Regions from separate parts of the Homo sapiens genome. Here region 1 is linked to region 2. The links are chromatin contacts, found by Hi-C or POLR2A ChIA-PET in ENCODE. All regions are on one chromosome and are shown on one strand. Each heading gives the region's core, a stretch centred on a gene start or an enhancer-like site at or near the end of the contact. The rest is flanking DNA. Distances are from core to core; before and after follow the strand shown. Region 1 has its middle 24 kb from the start of MIR145. Region 2 overlaps CARMN (cardiac mesoderm enhancer-associated non-coding RNA).

Region 1 (5,705 bases), core at 2,706-5,205, 33 kb after region 2:
AGGACCTTCCCTGGCAATGGGCCTCTGGCTGCAGGCTGTCGCCCTCTCCCCTCTGCTTGACCCCAGATACACATTCTTTCCAGCTTGTTCCAGCCAGTGCTTTTCCTCCTGAGTTGCTGCTGCCTCTGCAGGCTAATTTGGGCCAGATCAGCACAAAACAGGCCTCAGCAGAGCACTAAGCTAAGCCACTTCCTGCCTGCCACAGGGAAGCGCTGGGGTCTGTAGAGAAAGAGGGGAGAAAGGACGAGAGGCTGAAGTCCAGTCCCTGCACTGATAAGCAGCCTTGGACGCTGCCCTGTGAAGGAATTTCCTGTTTCTGCCTCCTTCTTCCTCCTGAGTGCGGCTTATGTACTCCTCCAGCGCCACAGTGTCTGGTTAGGGACAAGGCTGCCCTTTGTAGGTCAGAGAGCTGGGTTTGCGTCAGCTTGCTGTGTGACGTTGGGCTGGCCTGTGCCTTAGTTTTCTCATCTGTAAAGTGGGATAAATTAACAGCACTAAATTCATTCTGATCAAGTGATGACTAAGGGATTTGTGGGGAATAGTGTCCCCTAAAAACTTAACGTCCATCAGAATCTGTGAATGTGACCTCATTTGGAAACAGAGTTTTGTAGATGTAATCCAATTAAAATTAGTTCATACTGGATTAGGGTGGGCCCTAAATCCAATGTGACTGGTGTCCTTACAAAAAGAGGGAAATTTGGTTGGATGTGGTGGTTCATACCTGTAATCCCAACACTTTGGGAAGCCGAGGACGGTGGATGGCTTGAGCCCAGGAGTTCAAGACTAGCCTGAGCAATGTAGAGAGACCCCATCTCAATAAAAAATAATAATAAATTAAAAACATAAAAGCCGAGGGAAATTTGGACACAGAGACAAAACACAAATATGCACAAAGAGAATTCCATGTAAAGATAGACTGAGATTGAGATAGGCAGAGATTGGAGTTCGCTGCCACAAACCAAGGAATGCCAGAAGCCACCAGCAGTTGGAAGAGGCCAGGAAGGATTCTCCCCAGAGCCTCTCGGGGGAGCGTGTCCCAGCTGACACCTTGATTTGGGACTTCTGGCCTCTGGAGTTGTGAAAGATATAAGTTTCTGTCTTAAGCCACCCAGTTGGAGGTGATTTGCTACAGCAATGCCAGCACACAAAAACAGGGGTATCCATAAAGCACAGGACTTGACGCCAGGCACAGCAGGACCTCAACAGAGGGAGCTGCCGCTGCTGCCTCTGGGGTTGCTATTGTTTCCCTCCGTCCTCCATCCCTGCCTCCCCCGAGACATACCAGTCTTCCTGACTCACAGCCCTAACACGTCCCTCCTCTCAGCCACTGGCCGGCACACGCCAACTGTGGAATCAGACAGTAGGACTAGACATGTGGGGCAGATGGCGGTCTCACAAAGGCTGGCTGAGACCAAGCCCAGAAAAAAGCAGTTTCCCCACAGTGGGAAAGACAAGGTGCGGCAGGACCCACAGCCACTGCCGAATGCTAGACTGTAAGCTCCGCGAGGGCAGGGGCCAGATCCACTTTGCACCCTCAGCAGCTGGCACAGGGCACAAGGCCTGACACTTAGCAGGACAAACTAAGTGCCCCGCACTGTTGTAAGTGTTCACATTTATCCCTCCCAGTGACCCCATGAGGAGCCATTACTACCCCCATTTTACAGCTGAGGAAACTGAGGCACAGAGAGCTCATATAACTTATCCAAGGTCACACCACTGCTAGGATTCATATCCGGGTGGCCTGGCTCCCAAGCCCAGGCTTTTATCTATTCACTGTCAATATTTATTGAAGTAATGAAAAGGCAAACCAGACTGCAGCTGTGAGAAATGTACGTGTTTTCTTAAGGTCAAAGTCCTACCCCCAAGACTAAGACCTGTTCCTAGACCTGGCACCTGAAGACAGGTGTCACAGGGAAGATGCCATGCTCTACCACAGTGGCTGGTCCCTGGCCCTCCGTGGCCCAGGAAATGCCCCCAGCATGAGTTCTAACTGAAGTCAGCTGTCACAGGAGGGAGCCCACTCCATGATCTCACAGGGAGCCAGGGCGGACTTGCCGTCCCCACTTGGAAGCTGAGGCCCAGTAGGTCTAGAGAGCAGGCCCCAGCCCTCGGCACAGGAAAAATCTCTTTGGCCAGAAATAGATTCAAGTGGCCAGGTGCTGTGACTCAAACCTGTATTCCTAGCTATTTGGGAGGCTGAGTCAGGAGGATCCCTTGAGCCCAGGAGTTTGAGACCAGCCTAGGCAAAAGAGCAAAACCCCTGTCTCTACAATAAGTAAATTTAGCTGGGTGTGGTGGCACAAGACCATAGTCCTAGCTACTTGGGAGGCTGAGGCAGGAGGATCACTTAAGCCCAGGAGTTCAAGGGCTGTAATCAGCTGCGATTTCACCACCGTACTCCAGCCTGGGCGACATAGTGAGAACTTGTCTTTAAAAAAGTAAATAAGGCTGGGTGCAGTGGCTCACGCCTATAATCTCAGCTCTTTGGGAGGCTGAGGCAGGCAGATCATGAGGTCCAAAGATCGAGAACATCCTGGCGAACATGGTGAAACCCTGTCTCTACTAAAAATACAAAAAATTAGCCAGGCGTGGTGGCACGAGCCTGTAGTCCCAGCTACTCGGGAGGCTGAGGCAAGGCAGGAGAATCGCTTAAACCTGGGAGGCAGAGGTTGCAGTGAGCCGAGATCGTGCCACTGCACTCCAGCCTGGGTGACAGAGCAAGACTCCGTCTCAAAAAATAAATAAATAAATAAATAAATAAATAAATAAATAAATAAATAGGCCTGGGGGCAGTGGTTCATGCCTGTTATCCCAGCACTTTGGGAGGCCAAGGCAGGTGGATCACTTGAGGCCAGGAGCTCAAGACCAGCCTGGCCAACATGGTGAGAGGCCATCTCTACTAAAAATACAAAAATTAGCCAGGCATGGTGGTGGGCGCCTGTAATCCCAGCTACTTGGGAGGCTAAGGCAAGAGAATTGCTTGAACCCGGGAGGTGGAGATTGCAGTGAGCCGAGATCTTGCCATTGCACTCCAGCCTGGATGACAGAGTGAGACTCTGTCTCAAAAAATATAATAATAAAAACTAAAAAGTAAATAAATAAATAAGGATTTTTTTTACAAAAAGAAACAGATTCAATGGGTAATGGGGAAACAATTATTGGTAAACTAGCCTATATTTCTTGCCTCCCACACCCTCACGCAAGGTGACTCCAGGGAGCTGGTCATGTCAGCTTCAGGAACTGGGGTGGGAGCCTCATCACTCTAGGGTGTATCATTACCCGCACTCAGCCTCTCTCCTCACTCTCTCCATTTTCATCTTACAGCTTCAGTTCTTGCTGCCAACTGTTCCACTCTTTGCCTTGAATTCACATTCCCGAAAAGAGGATCTACTTGTCCAGTTAATTTCCCACCAGGCTGCCTCAAAGCCTGGTGAATCAGCCTATAGATGGGGTTCCCACCCACGTCCAATCAGCTGTAGCTGGAGGTCGGGGGGCGGGGTGGGCTCTGTGGCACCAGCCTGGCAGCCTCTGAGAATGGGGCTATGGGACTGGTAGGCACACTGAGGCTGGCTTGGCCTGTGTGTAGCCTGAGGGTCATGCCTTCAACTGTCTCCTTCATGCTTCAGCTCCCTTTACAAAAACTGTAGAGCCCAGTTTTCTCTCATGAGCTCCCCTCAACCCCATGAAGGGCCTCTGACCCACAGGCTAGATCCAGGATGTCAATTCAAGACACAGGCCCCCACTGCTTGCTTCCCAGCCCACAGCCAGCATCACCAGTCGACAGTAGTACTCCCTCCCCTTCACTGAGCACAGATGCAGAATCGCTCTCAACAGCGCACTCCAGAAGCCGCTGCCAAGCTACTCCAGCTGACATGAAAGACCTAGGCCGAGGGAATGATCTCTAGGTTGTTTTGGCCACTGGCGTGGCCTGGGTGTGAGTCAGCGTTCCCCACCTGAGCAGAACACGCAGCCGGGGAGGATCTGTAACCAGTGGTCAGTGTCCTCAGGGACAGGTTCTAATTACGTATAACCCTCAGGATATGGTGAGGGGACGCCTGAGCCAAGGGCAAGGCTTGGGGTTGAACACTGACTCACTGGCTTAGAGTTTGAAGTTGGTCACTTGATCTCCTTTCATCTCTGTCTCTTCTGTGAGTCGAACAGGCAGCTTCTCCCACATCACAGAGGGACTCCTCACCACCTAACTGAGACCTGATCAGTGCTCTGAGAAGGTACCAAAGCATCAGCCCTGGGGAGGCACCCACTGTATCGAATGGGGACAACTATGCTTTAAGAAACAGCAGGGAACTGGGCATGGTGGCATGTGCCAGTAGTCCCAGCTATTCAGGAGAAGGAGGCAAGAGGCCAACTCAGGAGGATCACCCAGGAGGAGTTCAAGACTCCAGTAAGTTGTGATCACACCACTGTACTCCAGCCTGGGTGACAGAATAAGACCCCATTTAAGAAAGAAAGAGAGAGTTGGGGGGTGAGAGGTAAAATGAAGGAAGGAGAAAGAAAGAGAGAGAGAGAAAGAACAAAAGAAGAAAGAAAGAGAGAGGGAAAGAAAAGAAGGAGAAAGAAGGAAAGAAAGAAACGAAGGAAGGAAGGAAGGAGGCAGGAAGGAAGGGAGGAAAAAAGGAAGGAAAGAAGGAAGGAAGGAAGGGACTTCTCAGAGCCACGATGTGTTCAAGTGGTCAATCAACAAGAGCAGGACATAGTGAGCAGAGCTTCCCTTGAATTATTTGACTGATTTTGACATACAGACTACATAGGAGTAAAAAAAATCACCCACCTCTGGAAGCGGGCAGATAACAGAAATGAGAACAGAGATGAGGCAAGGGGACTGCAGATAAGAGGCGCTCTGAGAAGGAGCACAGGGCTAAGTCAGGCCAAGGGCCTGCAGTTCCCACTGAATTTTTCCATGAGCAAACACAGGCCTGGTACTGCCAGATTTTTCCATTTTTCTTTTTCTTCTTCTTTTTTTTTTTTTTCCTCGAGACAGAGTCTTGCTCTGTCACCCTGTCACCCAGGCTGGAGTGCAGTGGTGTGATCACAGCTGACTGCACCCTCGACCTCCCAGGGCTCAGGTGATCCTCCCACCTCAGCCTCCTGGGTAGCTGTGACCACAGGCACATGCCATCATGTCTGGCTAATTTTTGTGTATTTTTAGTAGAGATGGGCTTTTGCTATGCTGTCCAGGCTGGTCTTGGACTCCTGGGCTTAAGCAGTCAACCCACCTCAACCTCCCAAAGTGCTGGGATTACAGGCGTGAGCCACCACACCCAGCCTAGCATTTTCAATAAATCAGAATGTAAGCCAAGCAGCCACCAGAGGCTGACAAGCATATCTGTGGACTGGGAAACCTGCCTTAGAGACTGACCAGTGCAGGGCTTGGCGAGCCAGGGTCCCGGCACCAGACACACATCCCCCAGGCTGGGCAGGCCTTCAGTAAAGCCCACACCTGAGTGTATCAGAGGGTCTCAGGAGGGCCTGGTGGCAGGTGGAAGACACTGGCCAGGTAAGCACACGGCATCAGGCAGCGGAGTGGAGGAGGTGTCAACTGCCAGGGACCCATGACCTGGGGGGCCTCACAGGGCTGGGGCAATGCATTCTTTTTTTTTTTCTCTAAGACAGAGTCTCACTCTGTCGCCCAGGCTGGAGTGCAGTGGCGTGATCTCAGCTCCCTGCAACCTCCACCTCCCAGGTTC
Region 2 (5,666 bases), core at 479-2,978:
GGTTTCGATTTAATCCTACATGCTCCTTTCTTATGTGTGAGGCTGAGGTGGGGGCATTGGTCAGAGGAGCCTCTGGGAAATTTCCTTTCAGGACAGTTCTTTTGTTAAGGGGCCTGGGTGTGCTGAGAAGGGAAGGTGGCTCCTCCTGCTCTTGGAGCTTGGAGTTTCTCACAAGCTCTCCCTTAAAAGCCAGGCAGGCCAAGAAGGGATAATGGCTGCTCAGGGCCCAAGGGGCAGGATCTCTGAGGCCCGGAAGATCTCAGTAGGTTTAGCCCAAGAGTATCCAGAAGTGGCCCAGGCCCATTCTCCATCCCTCAGAGCCTGGCAGCCTGGTCAGGACCCTCAAAGGCCATGACCGTACCCGTAGGGCACCCTGGTGTCCTTCTGACAGGTGGGATCTTTGTTTCTTACAGGCAAGGGCGCTAGCTGGTGGGAGCCACCCCGCCATGCTGATGTCAGAGAAGCAAGAACTCTGGAGAAGCAGCCTCCTGGGACCAGAGGAGGGCCAGCAGCAGGCAGCCCGGAGACAGAACTGTGAGCCCACCCCACCTCCACCCTTCCGGCACCCACATCCGCTCCCCACCCCAGCCCACCTGCAGGTGGCTCCTGGAGTATCCTGGGTCCCTCAGGATAAACTCCCCACCCTAACCTCAGAATGACCAAGAAACTGGGCCTGAGGATGACAAGAAGCAGAATGGGCCTTGGTAAAGGAAGACCCCCCACTGATTGGTGGCAGTGCGGGCAGTTCAGGGCTGTCAGCGTCTGGGTTGTAGGTAAAAAGAAATGGAACCCAAGAAGGGAAATCCAACTAGGAGCCAAGAATCCGGTCTACCCCATCCTCCTTACGAAATAGCAATGCAAAGCCCGTGTGATTTGGACATAAAGCCTCTGTTACTCAACTTGATTCGGTGAATAACAGACTTGAAAGAAATGTGGAAAATAATAGTAATCTTCCCTAGAAAGGAGTAAACAGGGTTGAGCTCCCAAAGCAGGAAGACCTGGGGCTGTGTGATCTTGGACGAGTCACTCAACCTCTCTGAGCCTAGTGATAAAGAGCCAGCTCATAGGGCTTTGAGAGGATTTGTGAGGTTGGGCTGGTGTCCCCAGGCACAGCCCTTGGCACATAGTGAAACTCAAGAAAACAGAGCAGTTTTTACCATTCATCACATTATTCCCACACTTGCCAATTTTTTAAGTTCATGCACATGGTGGAACAGGTAGGGTGAGGTGCCAGCTCCATAAGATGAGTGGAGAAACTGAGGCCTGGAGAGGTGAAAGCATTCACTCAGAGTTGCATGTAGAGTCAGTTGCAAAGGAGAATTCTGGCACCAGTTCTCATGTGGATGGAAAAAGTGCAGGAAGATTTGGAGGTGAGCAGAGGAGAAGGGAGGAGGAGGCCGGGTTCCAGGAAAGGAGCTGACATCCAGGGATGTGGGACAAGGCCCAGGCCTGTCTTACATAACATGGTCCACCTGTTCACCCCTGCAGGCCCCACAAATGTGTGCAAACGTGCACCCCGGCACAGCGCACACCCAGTCCTCCCTCACTGGCAAATAAGCCACAGAGACTGGGTTTAAACAAATTGGATTAGGAGGGCTACAGGCGCCTCCTCCCCCCGACTGTCCGGCTCCGACACTAAACAGACCTGCAGAACTGCCAGCTGTGGTCTCTCGGACACACTGACAGTCGGTCCTTGGCTCCCTCACCCCACCCGTGGGCCTCAGGAAGGGGGTTGGGGTCTGAGAGGATGCCACAGTGATGGATGGGGTGAGGGAGGTTCCAGGGCTAGCTCAACAGCGCACAGGATGTTAGTGCTTTTGCGAGGCACATTTCCGAGCTGTTCCCAGACCCGCCCCCACTTCCCCCCTCACCCTCCCCTCCGGCAGCCTCTCCCATGGCCACTGCTGCGGGCTGTGAGCAGAGCCCCGTCCTTGAGCAGATTGACCTCATCTTTCAGTCCTGCAGCTGGGCTGAGCGGGGAGTCAGCTCAGAAGACACTGGCCTGGGGATGAGACTCGGGGCATGCTTCAGAGGGAAGAAAGAGCTTCTGAACAGACAATGCTGTCTTAAAGGTGGCATCTTGGTGCTTTCTCATGCCTTGTTTTCTTTCATCCTCAGAATGTGTCTGGGGGTGAGAGGACGGGTGTGACTGCTGAAACTTCCTTTCTTGGTGATTCCACATCACTCCTTTCTGATCCCTGAGCCTGTGCCACGCCCTGTGTGATGTGCCGGGGACACCAGGGTGAATACTTACAGGCCCTGTTCCCCTTCCTTCATGAAACAGCCTCCTTCGGGCTGGGTCACTGGGCACTGGGGCCTCCCTGGTCTTCCAGGATTGCAACTTCACAGAATCCCTTTTCCATAAGGCACATGAAAGTGACTGTGACCCGCAACGGGAGCCTTGACAACCAGCCAATTCAGAACACAGACCTTGACATCGGAAGGCCCCGAGTTCAAATCCTGCCTTGCTCCCTTTCAGCTGGAAAGCTGTGGTCAAATTACTTAGCCTCTCCAAGCCAGTTTTCCCTTCTGCAAAATGAGGTTACACAAGCTGCCACCTCACAGAATGAGTGTGAGAATTAATTCTTATTTTCCACACCCTCATTTGACAGGGGGAGAAACAGAAGCCCAGAGAGGGAAAGGGCTTGGTTAGGATCACACCATGAGTTGGGGGTTAAGTCAGGATGGGGTAGGTCCCCTCTTTCTCTGGGTGTTCCTCTCCCCCATCCCTTATCTCAACATAAATCCTCCCCAGTTGCCCAGGTTGTCCAGGCGATTCCTGGCACACGTCCTGGGGCCTGCCCTCCACCTTTAGCCCTGCTCTGGCTTCTGCAGCAGCAGAGTCCTGGGTGACCAGCAGTGGCCCCTGGCCCTCTGAGTGGTGGTGGAGGGTGGGGGTGCACTGCAGCAAGCTCCCAGCCCAGAGCAGCCTGGCCATATAAGGGAAGGAGCTCAGGGAGGCCTCCTGGCTCAGGCCTGGCGAGAAAACCCAGACAGCCACTGTTTATTTTCTCCTCCCCAGCTCACCCACGCCTCTCCAAGCCTCCCAACAGAAGACAGAGGTCCCCCACAGCCAGAGACATTTCCTGAAGACATGGGGAACACAGAGGCAGAAACAGCCCATCCACCCAGGAGCTGTCCCCCACACTGCCGGGAGCCGGCACCCAGAGCCGCCAGGTAAAACTGAGGCCACCTGGTTCAACATCACCTTTCACAGAAGGGGAAGCAGCCACAGAAAGAAGGGCCTCGTTAAGAAGTGGAACCTGGGACCCCCAAGCGGTGTCTCTCATCCTGACTGGGGATCCAGAGTAGGAGGGAGCCTTTGGTGGGGTAAGTGGAATGGGGCGGGGTGGGGGGTGGCCATAGACCCCTCTTCTCAGTAAGGCCCTCATGTGAAGGAGGCAGGGGTTGGGACAAGTGCTAAGTATGCAAGACTCAAGGGAAGAGCTGCTGGAGCCAGGAGAAGCACCTCCCTCCCGGCCCCTCTGCCCCTCCTCATAGCCCAGCTGCACTGACTCCTCCTCCAGGAAGCCTTCTCAGCTTCCCCAGGGGTGGGAACCTTTTTGTCCTCCAGGTGTGCTTGGCTGTCCTTTCTTGGGCTCTCTCTCTCTCTCTCTCCTCATCCCACTTGAGTCTGCCCCCTATTCACCTTGTGAGGGGAATTTTCCTTCTACTCAATCTGACCGAGGTCCTCCAGGTCAAGGACAGCGAGGCTCTCAGTCCCACTTCCCCTTGGCACATAGAAGAGGCAGTGCGCTGAAGGGACAGGTGAAATGATTAGACCCTGCCCCCAAACCAAGGCCTGGCCAATTGGACAGGGCATGAGACATTCAGCGTAGAGGTTAAAACGAGGGCCCTGGGTTAGGAACCCCAGCTCAGTTCTCAGCTCTGTACCCTTGGAAAATTCCCTTCCCATGGAGCTTTGTGGATGCACAAGGACTTGCACAAAGAAAACATTCAATATCCAGGACTATAAAATTCCACAAATGATTGTGCTTATTACATTCATTATCACGATGATTATTCCAGACACAAAGGAACAGAACGAGGCACCAACAGCAAGGGGCAAGCAGATTCAAGGGCCACAGAGGAGATGGAGGCAAACACCTTCCCCTGGTCAGAGGCTGTGCCTCAGCCCTTCTCCCTGCATCAGTTTCTCCTTCAGAAGCATGGGACTACCTCCCATCTAGTTCTCGTTTCTAAACCTAGGGGAGATGCTATCTTTGCTGCAATAATCTTAGCCTACATCTTGGAATGGAAATGGCCTTGGTGGAAATGGTCTTCAACTCCTCTGGTCCAAGCTCAGGCCCTGTGACCCTGGAACAATCCCCTTCCTGGTCCTCCATGTAGGAGCAATAACATTCCCTTGCCAGCAGCACCAGCCATTCTGATGATTAAATGGTATCGGACTCTGTTTTCCAAACTCAGTCATTCAGATGCCCCCTATTTTATTTCTTCCATGTCTGCAAATGATTATAATATTTTTAAATGTAGGATGAGTCCTTTTTATTACACATAGAAATAGCTACTGTAAATAGCAAACTCTAACACTGTGCCTAATTAGGAAATAAAGGTAACCATAAATACAGTAAAAATGAAACAATGTTATTATGGTTTAACCTGATAGTGTGGCTTGCAAGGCCCTGGGCCTGAAGCCTGGGCAATAAGTGAGAGTTAGAAAGGTGTCAAAGACATGATAGCAGCAAACTGAGGCTTTGTACCCCACGGTAAATAGGACTGAAAGCAAATTCACAGGGAGCAACTGATCCATTCCACAACAGAATGCTCCCTGTCAATTCGCTTTCCATTCTGTTGTGTCCTGTCTCCCAGCAGAGACTACAAACTCCCCAAAACCACTTACCCACCAGCTGCACGTGAGAAGCCAAAGGTAGTTTATGTGAAAGGGCTTTGGAAATAATCACGCACCAAGTGAAGGCAGAGGACACACCTTGTCAGCTTAGTTCTCAGCAGCAAATCATCTCTTTTCCAGGATAACCCTCCCTGATTCTTATTGAAATCTCTTTGCTGACCACACTAAGCTCTTCTCTCTCAGGGGCAGTGGGAGCCGTGGAGAGTGGAATAGACCAGCTGTCTGTGACCTGCGAGGGAGTCCAATGTCGGAATCACTCCCCAGCCAAATGCACGGTTTTAAAAAATCTATTTATTTATTTATGTAGAGACCAGGCTATGAGACTGGCTAATTTTTCGTATTTTTGGATAGAGACAGGATTTCATCGTGTTGCCCAGGCTGGTCTTGAACTCCTGGGCTCAAGCGATCCACCTGCCTCGGCTTCCCAAAGTGCTCAGGATTACAGGCGTGAGCCACTGTGCCCAGCCACCAAATGCAGTTGAAAAGAGTTTCTGCAAGATAATTCCACAGAAGAGGAAAGCAGTTATCTGGCTGGGAATACCTTAGACAGAGGCTGTCCTCTACACAGGCTGTCAGAACTGACCTACTGACCTGCCTGCTGGCATGATAGACCAGAGGGAAACACTCTTTCCACTCTTCCCAGACTGAGTGTAAGAGACAGACTTTTTTTTTTTTTTTTGAGACGGAGTCTCACTCTGTCACCCAGGCTGGAGTGCAATGGCAAGATCTCGGCTCACTGCAACCTCCACCTCCCCGGGTTCAAACCATTCTCCTGCCTCAGCCTCCCAGGTAGCTG

The links. Hi-C counts contacts between places; a loop is a spot of excess contacts on that map. ChIA-PET counts read pairs that join two places held with the same protein, here RNA polymerase II (POLR2A).
Region 1: a loop to region 2 is called in a map of naive thymus-derived CD4-positive, alpha-beta T cell, with 2.5 times the contacts of the local background. The contact joins two enhancer-like sites. A Hi-C loop is called at or near these places in 1 of 168 maps with a recorded cell type or tissue (naive thymus-derived CD4-positive, alpha-beta T cell) and 1 of 37 single-sample maps with no recorded cell type. POLR2A ChIA-PET finds 5 or more read pairs at or near these places in 5 of 52 experiments (HEK293T, MCF 10A, T-cell and 2 more).

The regions. Positions count from the first base shown.
Region 1 is chr5:149,452,141-149,457,845 of GRCh38, forward strand. No RefSeq gene overlaps it. Among named protein-coding and RNA genes, the nearest start is that of MIR145, 24 kb to the left of the region's middle. RefSeq lists an enhancer at 5,423-5,705. Within about 2 kb of position 3,956, at least 15 of the 41 ENCODE cell types and tissues checked have a DNase peak (open chromatin) inside an H3K27ac peak, as active enhancers do.
Region 2 is chr5:149,421,068-149,426,733 of GRCh38, forward strand. It overlaps CARMN (cardiac mesoderm enhancer-associated non-coding RNA), which reads left to right. Exons shown (of 5, transcript NR_105060.1): 2 at 414-534; 3 at 3,023-3,330. Among named protein-coding and RNA genes, the nearest start is that of MIR143, 5.0 kb to the right of the region's middle. RefSeq lists enhancers at 1,063-4,446, 1,114-1,905. Within about 2 kb of position 1,729, at least 17 of the 41 ENCODE cell types and tissues checked have a DNase peak (open chromatin) inside an H3K27ac peak, as active enhancers do.